Regions from separate parts of the Homo sapiens genome. Here all the other regions are linked to region 4. The links are chromatin contacts, found by Hi-C or POLR2A ChIA-PET in ENCODE. All regions are on one chromosome and are shown on one strand. The core of a region is the stretch at or near the end of the contact, and the rest is flanking DNA. Distances in the headings are between cores, read along the strand shown. Region 1 overlaps RHBDF2 (rhomboid 5 homolog 2). Region 2 overlaps UBE2O (ubiquitin conjugating enzyme E2 O). Region 3 holds the start of UBE2O (ubiquitin conjugating enzyme E2 O). Region 4 holds the start of TEN1 (TEN1 subunit of CST complex).

What was found. Hi-C counts contacts between places; a loop is a spot of excess contacts on that map. ChIA-PET counts read pairs that join two places held with the same protein, here RNA polymerase II (POLR2A). Pooled maps may share reads with other maps.
Region 1: a map with no recorded cell type shows a loop between it and region 4 (5-fold over the local background). The contact joins the enhancer-like site here to the promoter of TEN1 in region 4. A Hi-C loop is called at or near these places in 1 of 37 single-sample maps with no recorded cell type and 4 of 50 pooled maps. POLR2A ChIA-PET finds 5 or more read pairs at or near these places in 2 of 52 experiments (GM12878 and activated B cell).
Region 2: a loop to region 4 is called in a pooled map, with 2.8 times the contacts of the local background. The contact joins the enhancer-like site here to the promoter of TEN1 in region 4. A Hi-C loop is called at or near these places in 2 of 50 pooled maps. POLR2A ChIA-PET finds 5 or more read pairs at or near these places in 3 of 52 experiments (GM12878, OCI-LY7 and T-cell).
Region 3: a loop to region 4 is called in a map of naive thymus-derived CD4-positive, alpha-beta T cell, with 14 times the contacts of the local background. The contact joins the promoter of UBE2O here to the promoter of TEN1 in region 4. A Hi-C loop is called at or near these places in 2 of 168 maps with a recorded cell type or tissue (both naive thymus-derived CD4-positive, alpha-beta T cell) and 9 of 50 pooled maps. POLR2A ChIA-PET finds 5 or more read pairs at or near these places in 2 of 52 experiments (activated T-cell and naive thymus-derived CD4-positive, alpha-beta T cell).

What each region holds. Positions count from the first base shown.
Region 1 is chr17:76,479,930-76,482,692 of GRCh38, reverse strand. It overlaps RHBDF2 (rhomboid 5 homolog 2), which reads left to right. Exons shown (of 19, transcript NM_001005498.4): 3 at 1,148-1,318. The coding sequence starts at 1,169. Among named protein-coding and RNA genes, the nearest start is that of AANAT, 14 kb to the right of the region's middle. RefSeq lists silencers at 821-870, 931-1,030, 1,851-1,920. Within about 2 kb of position 1,397, at least 14 of the 41 ENCODE cell types and tissues checked have a DNase peak (open chromatin) inside an H3K27ac peak, as active enhancers do; they include GM12878, where a contact is called at or near this core.
Region 2 is chr17:76,426,508-76,429,207 of GRCh38, reverse strand. The region is part of intron 1 of UBE2O (ubiquitin conjugating enzyme E2 O); the gene reads left to right. Among named protein-coding and RNA genes, the nearest start is that of UBE2O, 25 kb to the left of the region's middle. Within about 2 kb of position 1,312, at least 7 of the 41 ENCODE cell types and tissues checked have a DNase peak (open chromatin) inside an H3K27ac peak, as active enhancers do; they include GM12878 and OCI-LY7, where a contact is called at or near this core.
Region 3 is chr17:76,451,807-76,454,506 of GRCh38, reverse strand. It overlaps UBE2O (ubiquitin conjugating enzyme E2 O), which reads left to right and starts at 1,355. Exons shown (of 18, transcript NM_022066.4): 1 at 1,355-1,782. The coding sequence starts at 1,366. It also overlaps a transcript of AANAT not described here. RefSeq lists silencers at 1,181-1,349, 1,144-1,683, 1,804-2,003.
Region 4 is chr17:75,977,838-75,980,537 of GRCh38, reverse strand. It overlaps TEN1 (TEN1 subunit of CST complex), which reads right to left and starts at 1,298. Exons shown (of 4, transcript NM_001113324.3): 1 at 1,027-1,298. It overlaps ACOX1 (acyl-CoA oxidase 1), which reads left to right and starts at 1,372. Exons shown (of 14, transcript NM_004035.7): 1 at 1,372-1,573; 2 at 1,845-2,004. The coding sequence starts at 1,465. TEN1-CDK3 (TEN1-CDK3 readthrough (NMD candidate)) reads right to left here and starts at 1,321. Exons shown (of 10, transcript NR_037709.1): 1 at 1,027-1,321. RefSeq lists enhancers at 810-909, 1,031-1,614, 1,480-1,709, 1,615-2,198 and a silencer at 1,330-1,399.

The sequences.
Region 1 (2,763 bases), core at 148-2,647, 500 kb before region 4:
CAAGCAATTCTCGTGCCTCAGCCTCCCAAGTAGCTGGGATTATAGGCATGCGCCACCACACCTGGCTAATTTTGTATTTTTAGTAGAGACAGGGTTTTACCATGTTGGCCAGGCTGGTCTCAAACTCCTGACCTCAGGTGATCCACCTACCTCGGCCTCCCAAAGTGCTGGGATTACAGGCATGAGCCACGCACCCAGCCAGTTTTAGTTATCTTTGAAAAATGAACTGGGGCTGGGCACAGTGAGCTTGCACCTGTAATCCCAGCACTTGGGAGGCCAAGGCAGGCAGATGGCTTAAGCCCAGGAGTTCCAGACCAGCCTGGCTAACATGGAGAGACCCCCACCTCTACAGAAAAAAGACAAGAAAAATAAACTGGGTGGCCTTGGGGGACAGGGACCAGCACAGTAGGTTTCTCATCTCTCGGCCCACCTCGGCCTCCCCAAGTGCTGGTATTACAGGTGTGAGCCACCGTCCCTGGCCTGCATCTTCATGCTCTTTTCAGGGTTTGGTTCTTGCCTCAAGCGGAGAGATCAGAAATTGAATGAGGTAGTAAGTTGAGGACCTCCCAGACCCATATGGTCCGGGATGCAAATGATGGTCAGAAATAGACCTCACTCCAACCACTGGGCCTGAGGTTCAGCCTGGTTCAGGCTGGGTTTAGTCCCCAGGGATGGTTTGTTTTTGGTTTTGTGTGTGTGTGTGTGTGTGTGTGTGTGTGTGTGTGTGTGTGTGTGTGTGTTTTCAGACAGAGTCTTGCTCTGTCGCCAGGCTGGAGTGCAGTGGCGCGATCTCGGCTTACTATAACCGCTGCCTCCTGGGTTCAAGCCATCCTGCCTCAGCCTCCCGAGTAGCTGGGATTACAGGCACGTGCCACCACGCCTAGCTAATTTTTTGTATTTTTAGTAGAGACGGGGTTTCACCATGTTGGCCAGGATGGTCTCGATCTCCTGACCTCGTGATCCCCCCACCTCGGCCTCCCAAAGTGCTGGGATTACAGGCGTGAGCCACCGCGCCCAGCCGCCCAGAGATGTTTGAACCAACTTTAGGCAAGTTGGTTCTTGGTCTGGGCTGCGTGCCCTGGCGTCAGGGTCCTGACACTGCGCCACCCCGCACCGCCCACCGCTGCTCTCCCGGTCTCCATTCCAGCCCTCCCGCCTCCTGCCCACAATGGCCTCTGCTGACAAGAATGGCGGGAGCGTGTCCTCTGTGTCCAGCAGCCGCCTGCAGAGCCGGAAGCCACCCAACCTCTCCATCACCATCCCGCCACCCGAGAAAGAGACCCAGGCCCCTGGCGAGCAGGACAGCATGCTGCCTGAGGTAAGGGGGCTGGCCTGGGGGCTCACTGTTCTGCCGTAGGTAACAGATGTACCCACGTGACACTTTCTGGTCAGTTTCACTTCCCAGAGGGGCTCCTTCCTGAGCCACAGCTGCTGTCTGTGCAGCCCTTGACTCGGGCCCTACCCCCTCCTTCCTGGGCCCGAAATATCACAGGGAGTAAAGCCAGGAACCGGGCTCACTCTCATCGTGGTCAGGGGCACACAGGAAGGGCCAGCCCCAAGAAAGTGCTTGCTGGTAACCCTGGGGCCCTGGCTGTTCTCATTTCACCCCCTAGGCCTGGACTCTCAGTCTCTCTTCTGAGGGCTGGGGGCTTTCTTTGACATGGGTGAGCAGGGGACAGTGTCTCCCTGGCATCAGCAGCCCGCCTAGGCAGTGTCCGCTTCCTTTGGGAGGACGAGAACAGATCAGTGTTTCTGACAGTCTGGTCTAGTGCCCCATAAAGAGCTCATTGAAAACCGGCTTGTGGCAGCGTGGGCTTCCTGCACAGTCTGGAGTATAAAGGGAAGCGATGTTAACGCCCCCCGTTCACCCGAGAGCTCTGCAGAAGACACAGCAGCAGGCAGGAGCGTCATGGTGCAGAGGGGAGGGACTGGATGAGGAGTTAGGAAAACACACGCTGGCCTTGACGGAGAAAAGTTAGACAATGGCGATTTTAAATTCAGAATGAGGCTGGGCGAGGTCGCCTCATGCCTGTAATCTCATCACTTTGGGAGGCTGAGGCAGCCAGATCACTTGAGCCCAGGAGTTCGAGACCAGACTAGACAACATAGCAAGACTCTGTCTCTGCAAAAAAAATTAAAAAAGAGCTGGGTGTGGTGGCACATGCCTGTAATCCCAGCTACTTAGGACACTGAGGTAGAAGGCTTGCTTGAGCCTGGGAGGTCGAGGCTCCAGTGAGCTATGATGGTGCCACTGCCCTCCAACCTGGGCAACAGAGCAAGACTCTGTCCCAAAAAATATATATATAGGCCGGGCATGGTAGCTCATGCCTGTAATCCCAGCACTTTGGGAGGCCGAGGCGGCCAGATCACTTGAGGTCAGGCAGGAGTTCGAGACCAGCCTGGCCAACATGGTGAAACCCCGTCTCTACTAAAAATACAAAAATTAGCCGGGTGTGGTGGCACATGCCTATAGTCCCAGCTACTCAGGAGGCTGAGGCAGAAGAATCGCTTGAACCTGGGAGGCGGAGGTGTCAGTGAGTCGAGACCACACCACTGCACTCCAGCCTGGACAATACAGTGAGATTCCATCTCCAAAAAAAAAAAAAAAAAAAAAAAAAAAATATATATATATATATATATACATATACAAACACACACACACACACACACACACACACACACACATTATATATATATATTTCCAAATGAAAGCAAATTGGGGCATAAATCAGGGTTGAAGTTTGTTCTCAGGGTTTTCAGAAT
Region 2 (2,700 bases), core at 63-2,562, 450 kb before region 4:
AGAGGGCTGGCTGGACGCGGTGGCTCATGCCTGTAATCCCAGCACTTTGGGAGGCCGAGGCGGGCAGATCACGAGGTCAGGAGTTCGAGACCAGCCTGGCCAACATGGTTAAACCCCGTCTCTACTAAAAATACAAAAATTAGCCGGGCATGGTGGCATGCGCCCGTAATCCCAGCTACTCGGGAGGCTGAGGCAGGAGAATTGCTTGAACCCAGGAGGCAGAGGTTGCAGTGAACCAAGATCATGCCACTGCACTCCAGCCTGGGCGACAGAGCAAGACTCCATCTCAAAAAAAAAAAAAAAAATAGTAGAGGGGTCCCCTCTACCCTTCATGCAGTTTCCCTTGATGGTCATGTCTTATATAATCACAGACAATATGAAAATCAGGGAATTGACATGGGTACACAATATGTGCATACAGTTTCACACCCTTTATCACATCTGTGGATTCATGTAACCACATGTAACAGCAGTCAAGATACACAACTCTTCCATCACCACAAAGATCTCTTATTGCCTCACTTTTAAATAGGAATGGATGCCAAGAATAACTGGATATGTTCAGAAAGCTTCCAGTATGGAAGGTAGAGGCCAGAGAAAGCAAAGAGAAAAATGTATCTCCGAGGAATCAGAGCTGATTCAGGTAGGAGAAAGCCTTAAAGCACATGGCAAATATACTCAGAAAGAAGAGCCAATATTTTATCCATGAAATAAAAAGTTACTATAAAAATCAGAACAAGAAAGAGTTCTCGGAAATTAAAACCATTACTTTTTCTTTGAAGTTGACGAAGGCTCCCAGGAAACAGATTAAAAACGTCTGACATCTAGGAAGTCTATAAAGAGAGAAAGGGAAAATTAAGGACCATAATGTATCAGAGAAACAAGAATTATTTCAGAATGGACAGTCATAAGTTTCAAAAATGGTAAATGGAAAATGTCCTGTGGCACATTGTGTGATTCCAGAGCACTGGGCATAAAGCTTCCGAAGAGCAAAAACGGGTCACATACAAAAGACTGGGAATGAAGATGGATTGGATTTTTCAACCTCATTGGAAGCCAGAAGACAATGGGGTGGATTTCCTGTTTCAGTGACATGGTAGCTTGAGCTAAAGTTAGAACCGCTCCCATTACAATCACTTAAAATGCTATATAAGCTATAACAACAGAATAAGAAAGAAAAACAGAGAACCGAAAGCAAAGCAGGAATATAAAGCCAGAGCAGAGTAGGCAGCTCTGGGGAGGGGCAAGGTGGGTTCATTGGACCCTGAAATCGACCCTAACAATAATAGAGGTTTGGATTTGCATGAACACGTGAAGCATGGAGTTGAAACAGAAATCCCCTCAAAAGAGCCATTCCCAGGTAAAAGGGATGCAAGAAAATTTCCCCCATGGGATCAGAGAAATGTCAAGGGAGCTGATCATTGCCCCACACTCTGGATTGTGTTGGAGGAAGTCTTCTGTGAACAGTGGAAAACATCCAAGTTCTAAGTCTGTGTTTATAACATCTACATGTTGCAGGAATGCCCGAGCTGGCACCAGACCAGCCAGCAGACTGGCGATACCCCTGAAGCTTCTTGCTTGCAGAACAAAGGCAGAACTTTTCTAGAGTGACCCTTGCACAGTACAGGCCTTTTGGAATCCTAGGATGCCCACAGATGATGAGCTTGTTCTAGGAAATTACCAAGCATGTAGAAATTAGAACATGAGTCAGCGATCACAACAAACACAAGATTCTCAACATGAGAATTCAAATAATAGAAGAGATTATAATAGAAATGTCTAAAGTGATTGAAGGGCTAAAAGAAGAAATAGATGTCAAAGGAAAGAATAAGACAGAATACATCTTAAAAGGGATTATTTTTTAAAGAATCAAATAAAGCCTCTAGAGTGAAAACATTGAGTTAAAACCCCAGTGGAAATGTTAAACAGCAAATAGCATAAATTCTCAAGAGAGAACTATGGGAACTGGAAAACAGATCTGCAGAAGTTAGTTAGAATTCTGCAGAGATAAAAGAGATGCTTGTGAGGAAGAGACATTACAAACATGGATGGTGGTATGAGGGCCCAGTGGGAAAAATAGCATCCTAAAGGCAGCTTGAGAAGAAAGGCAGATTACTCCCCAGGTTCAACAGTGAAACTCAGGAAATGCCAAGTAGCAACAGTAGAGGCCATAAGGAAGTAAAATCTTCAGTGTGCTAAGGAAAATCAGTTGTTGGCTTAGTTTTCAGCAACCAGCTTAAATTATCGTTCAATAATGGGAACAAATAAGGACATTTTCACAGAAAAAAAAAAAAGTTGTATTTACTAAGAGACCTTCGCTGTACTTCGGGAAGAAGGAAGTAAGGAGAAAGGAGAAATGCGGACAGTAATGGTATCCAGAGGCGTTGGGAAGTGCAGGTAAATCTGAATAAGCATTCGCTTCTGAAAGTGATCGTCACTAATTTGGAGAGGATTAAAAACCAAAGTCCCAACAAAAAATGGAAATCAGTGAGGGGGTGATTTGAATGAACACACTCTTAAGTTCTTTGAACTGTTTGGGAAGTGTAGGAGGGATATTGATTGACTTCAAACTTTCTGAGTCAAGTAGACATGTTCCAATTTTAAGGGTAACCACCAAAAGAATAGAAATAGTGTTTAAAGCTTTCAAACTCACAGAGGGTAAAAATATGGAATTTTAAAACTAGGTCATTTGTCTAAAAG
Region 3 (2,700 bases), core at 106-2,605, 470 kb before region 4:
ATTTTTATTTATTTATTTTTTTGAGACAGAGTCTTGCTCTGTTGCCCAGGGTGGAGTGCAGTGGCGCGATCTGGGCTCACTGCAACCTCAGCCTCCCAGGTTCAAGCGATTTGCCTGCCTCAGCCTCCTGAGTAGCTGGGACTACAGCCATGTGCCACCACGCCCAGCTATTTTTTTTTTTTTTCCGTATTTTTAGTAGAGATGGGGTTTCGCCATGTTGGCCAGGATGGTCTCAATCTCTTGACCTCGTGATCCGCCCACCTCAGCCTCCCAAAGTACTGGGATGACAGGTGTGAGCTGCCGCGCCCGGCCTACTTTTTATATTTTAAAATGACAATATGGAGCAGACCATAACAGTTCTGCCAGTCTGGAATTTAGTCTAGGCAGGGAGTTTGGAAATAGTACAACAATGGTTAAGCTTATCGAAGGAGCTAAATGCCAGGCACTGTTCTACTTCACTTAATCCTCCAATTGCCCAATGAGATGAGTATTGCTATTATCATCCCTATTTCACAGATGAGCAAATTAAGATGAAAATAAGTTAATCAGTGTGCCTATTTTTATAGATTAGTAAGTGGCAGTGCCAAAAATTGGAATCCGTGGTCCCCACTCTTAGCTACCTTACTATACTACCTCTTGCCATTCATTCTTGGCTTCAGGGAGCTTTGAATTTATCTGCATGGATTTGTAGCCAAACCACTGGGACCACTGATCCTTTTGTTACCTTTCTCTGGGCCTCCTTCACCAGCTTCTGGGTCAACTTCTGAGGGGTCATGACGTTCGAACTGCTTGGAATTCCTGAATACAGTGCATTATACATATGCTCTACACGTATCTATTATAGCCTTACAAGTTGGAGTTGTTTGTTATCTATTTAATGTGTATTTGTTTTGTCTCCCCAACTAGACTGGAAACACCTAGAGGACAGGGACAGTATCTTTCTCTTTCTGCAATGCTCCCAGTGCCTGGGGGCTAGGCTAGGACGCCAAGGGAGCTCATTAAAAGTTGTTGACAGTCTCTCCACCATCCTGTGCCCCACCCCGACCACTCCCCTCTTCCTCGGTGGCCACTCCACTTCCTCCTCCCGGGTCCCCGCCCCTTCTCGCTCCCTTTAGTTGAATCCTCACTGGTCTCGCCCCTTCTTAGTGGATTCCATCCTGCCCCCGCCCCCCGCGGCATCTTCAGCGTCCCCTAGCGACGAGGCGGTGGCTCCTAGCAACTGCATCCCGGCTCCCTGACGACGGCGCCACGCAGGGACACGTCAGCGCGCTATGGCCCCGCCCCCGGCGCCCGCTGGTCCCGCCTCCCCGCGCCTCGTTCGCCGCCGCTGTCGCCGCCGCCGCCCGAGACTCGCGCAGAGCAGTTATGGCGGATCCCGCAGCCCCCACGCCCGCAGCTCCCGCTCCAGCCCAGGCCCCGGCTCCAGCCCCGGAGGCAGTCCCGGCCCCAGCCGCAGCCCCCGTCCCGGCGCCGGCGCCCGCCTCGGACTCGGCCTCCGGGCCGTCCTCGGACTCCGGCCCAGAAGCCGGCTCGCAGCGCCTGCTGTTTTCTCACGACCTGGTGTCGGGCCGTTACCGTGGCTCCGTGCACTTCGGGCTGGTGCGCCTCATCCACGGCGAGGACTCGGACTCGGAGGGCGAGGAGGAGGGCCGCGGGAGCTCGGGGTGCTCCGAGGCCGGGGGCGCGGGCCACGAGGAGGGCCGGGCCAGCCCCCTGCGCCGCGGCTACGTGCGCGTCCAGTGGTACCCGGAGGGCGTCAAGCAGCATGTGAAGGAGACCAAGGTGCGGCGGGCGGGGGCTGGGCGGCGCGGGCGGCAGGGGGTCGGCGGCCGGGCCGAGGCCAGGGAAGGACGGCGTGCAGGGCCCTGCCCGGAGCGGTGCCACTGCAGTGGCCGACGCGGGAGGACAGCCCCAGTGGAGGGTACACTCCATGCAAAGTCATTGCAGCAGCTCTGGGCGCACACGCCAGCCAGGCACTGCTGGCCCGGGACCGGGCGGGCCCTGGGCTTCCCGACTTGAGGGGACTTCTAAGACATGTTATGCTGTGGTGTCGGCCTCGAGATTTAGAGACGTGGACCGACTCCCGTGGGGACTCAGGTTCTGGGGCGCGTTCGGCGTTACACCAGTGCGGCGTTTTGCTGACCCCCAAGGAGCTCGGTACTGCATTGTGCATCCAGAAATGAAGGCCGTGCCGGGTCCGTGCAGGGAGGGGTTGTGGGCATTCCAAAACAAAGATAGAGGTGAAAATCCCAGCCGAACCCAAGAAGTTCACTAGCTTACAGGCTGCATTATGGTGAAGCCACCCAGCCTCTTTTTGTTTTACCCTGCTGCCTCCTTTTAATTGCTGCAGGGAACTTTGTGAGTAAAATCATTAGCAATCAGAGCCCCGGTATGAATAGTACTTGGGGGGGAGGATTCTGACAGCTGCGACCGGGATTGATGACTCCTAAGTGCATATGGACTCCTTGAAAAAAATAATCCAGAACCCTGGGTAGAGGGGAGTCACCAATTTGGAAACCCGAAGGTTTTTTCTTGACCTGAAGCTGTTAAGCAGACATCTGACTCCCGTATGGTTTTTGGGGTGATGCTAGTGAGTATAGCAGTTTTACAAAACAAAGAGGCTTGTCATCATAAACCCGAAACCTTGAACCCGGGTTGGTTTGGTGGCTTGTTTTCCAGAATGTGAATTCCTATCAGTAA
Region 4 (2,700 bases), core at 49-2,548:
GAGAATCGCTTGAACCCAGGGGGTGGAGGTTGCAATGAGCTGAGATCATACCACCACACTGCAGCCTGGGCGACAGAGCGAGACTCCGTCTCAAGAAAAAAAAAAAAAATGACTAGAGATGATTCAACAAATCCCTGAATCTCCCTTGTCTACAATCCCACTGGGCAGAACTGTTTTTGTTTTTTGTTTTTTTTCTGTAGAGACAGGGTCTCACTATGTTGCCCAGGATGGAGTGCAATGTCACAATCTTGGCTCACCGCAACCTCCACCTCCGGGGCTCAAGCCACCATCCCATCTCAGCCTTCAGAGTAGCTGGGACTACAGGCGCATGCCACTACACCCAGCTAATTTTTTGGTATTTTTTGTAGGGATGGGGTTTTGCCATGTTGCCCAGGCTGGTCTTGAACTCCTGGGCTCAAGTGATACGCCCGCCTCGTCCTCCCAAAGTGCTGGGATTCCAGGCGTGAGCCACCGCGCCCGGCCCTACACTAGGTTTTAACAGTAAGTGTGCATTTCCCACTTTGATGACGGTGATGGCGAAAGCAAAGAAGTCTGGATTCCAAGACCTCTAGTAACTGCCAGGTTGCGGGGGAAAATGTCTGGTTTCCCAGACAGAAGGCTTAGAGCAGCACCGCCCGCTTGGTCTCATTCTAAGTCCCCGTCCACCCCTTGAACAGCGCTCACAATCCCACACCCAGGGCCCCGGAACCCACGCCTCTGCCAGTAAAGACGCCATTATCTTAACAAAAGGTAACTGGAGCCTCTCCCCAAAGAGACTGGTTCCCGTCCCATTCTTCTCCAATCCGGGTGGATTTGGCAAAAGCCCAAGTGACCCTCCCTAGCAATTCCGCAAAGCCCCATCTCCCGCCCCAGACTCCAGAGTCTCCCGACCACTCTCATTTCGGAGAGGCCTAGGGGCACGGACCCGGAAGCGTGACAGAGGCCGCGGGGTAAGAGGGGGGCAAGTGCAGGCGCAATCCCTCCTCAGCCTCGTTGTCCCGCCCCCTTCCCAAGGCCCCAGCCAACCTGTTCTAGGCGTCGCCGGTCCTCGGATTTCTTCTTTCCGCCTCGCGTGGTCACGTGACGGGGGAGGGGCGGGATACAAAAAGTGCTTTATTTTCCCACTCCCCGGACGCCCAGCAGGGCAGTTTCTTGACCTTCGGAGCCCCTTTCCCGAGGATCCGCTCGGGAGCCTCCCCTGGCCAGGAGCAGGGGATTAGTCTGCCCCGCGACCGGCCCCAGCCACGACGCGGACATCGCCCCCTCTGTCTGGGCCGCTGTCACTCACGCGCCAAAGGGCCACGGAGAAAGAAGGGGCGGGCCGGGGCGGGCCGGGCGAGCGGAGGCGGGGACTTGCGCCGTCCTGAGGCTGCCTCCTAGGGTCCGGCCGGCGCTGGAGCTGCGGATTTAGATTGTCACTGCCACCTCGGTCGGTGCTTACTTCGCTGCCAGCTGGTCGTCGCCATGAACCCGGACCTGCGCAGGGAGCGGGATTCCGCCAGCTTCAACCCGGAGCTGCTTACACACATCCTGGACGGCAGCCCCGAGAAAACCCGGCGCCGCCGAGAGATCGGTGAGGGCGGCGGGCGAGACCTCCCTCCTTTCCCGAGAAAAGCTGGAGACTCCCTCGATGCGGAGTCAGGGGCGCTGTGGGGCCTAGGCCCTCTGGCCCAGCGTTAGGGGAGCCGGGACCCCCACTTCGAGGAACAGCCTGTGTCCCTGGTGGGGGGATATCGCCATTCCCCAGGTGTGTCCGCGACTCTGAAGCCTATTGTGATTCAGGGAGGGTGGAACGGAGGCCCGAGTGTCTGTCTGCCTTTTAATGCCCTTTAACCCCCTTTCAGAGAACATGATCCTGAACGACCCAGACTTCCAGCATGAGGACTTGAACTTCCTCACTCGCAGCCAGCGTTATGAGGTGGCTGTCAGGAAAAGTGCCATCATGGTGAAGAAGATGAGGGAGTTTGGCATCGCTGACCCTGATGAAATTATGTGGTTTAAAAAGTAGGTATGCCTTAGAACAGAGCAAGTGTTGTTAAGCCTAAACTTTACAGCTGCGGTCTATGGTGGCCTTTCATCACCGTGCTTGGTGTTTGAAGATGCAAACTGGCATATTTTCATGCAACTTTATAAAGTTATATGTGTGGCCGGGCGCGGTGGCTCACGCCTGTAATCCCAGCACTTTGGGAGGCCGAGGCGGGCGGATCACCAAGTCAGGAGATCGAGACCATTCTGGCTAACACGGTGAAACCCCATCTCTACTGAAAATACAAAAATTAGCCGGGCGTGGTGGCGGGCGCCTGTAGTTCCAGCTACTCGGGAGGCTGAGGCAGGAGAATAGCGTGAACTAGGGAGGCGGAGCTTGCAGTGAGCCGAGATCGCGCCACTGCACTCCAGCCTGGGCAAGAGTGCGAGACTCCATCTCAAAAAATAAATAAATAAATAAATAAATAAAGTTATATGTGTGAAAAATAATGTGATCACTTTTGTATCCAAGCCTTTTCGTGGGATGACGTGTTTGTAGAATGCTGATAATAAATGGAAATGCAGGAGTTTTTGTTCTCAAGAGTACAGTTTCAAGGATGTTGTAAAAGCATTGTTCTGCCCAAGCAACTCAAATTTGACTGATTTAAATGCAGAATCATTTTGCTCTTTGTAAGGAGGACTGCTAAAATTCTGAATCTGGGAGCATTTTTTTTT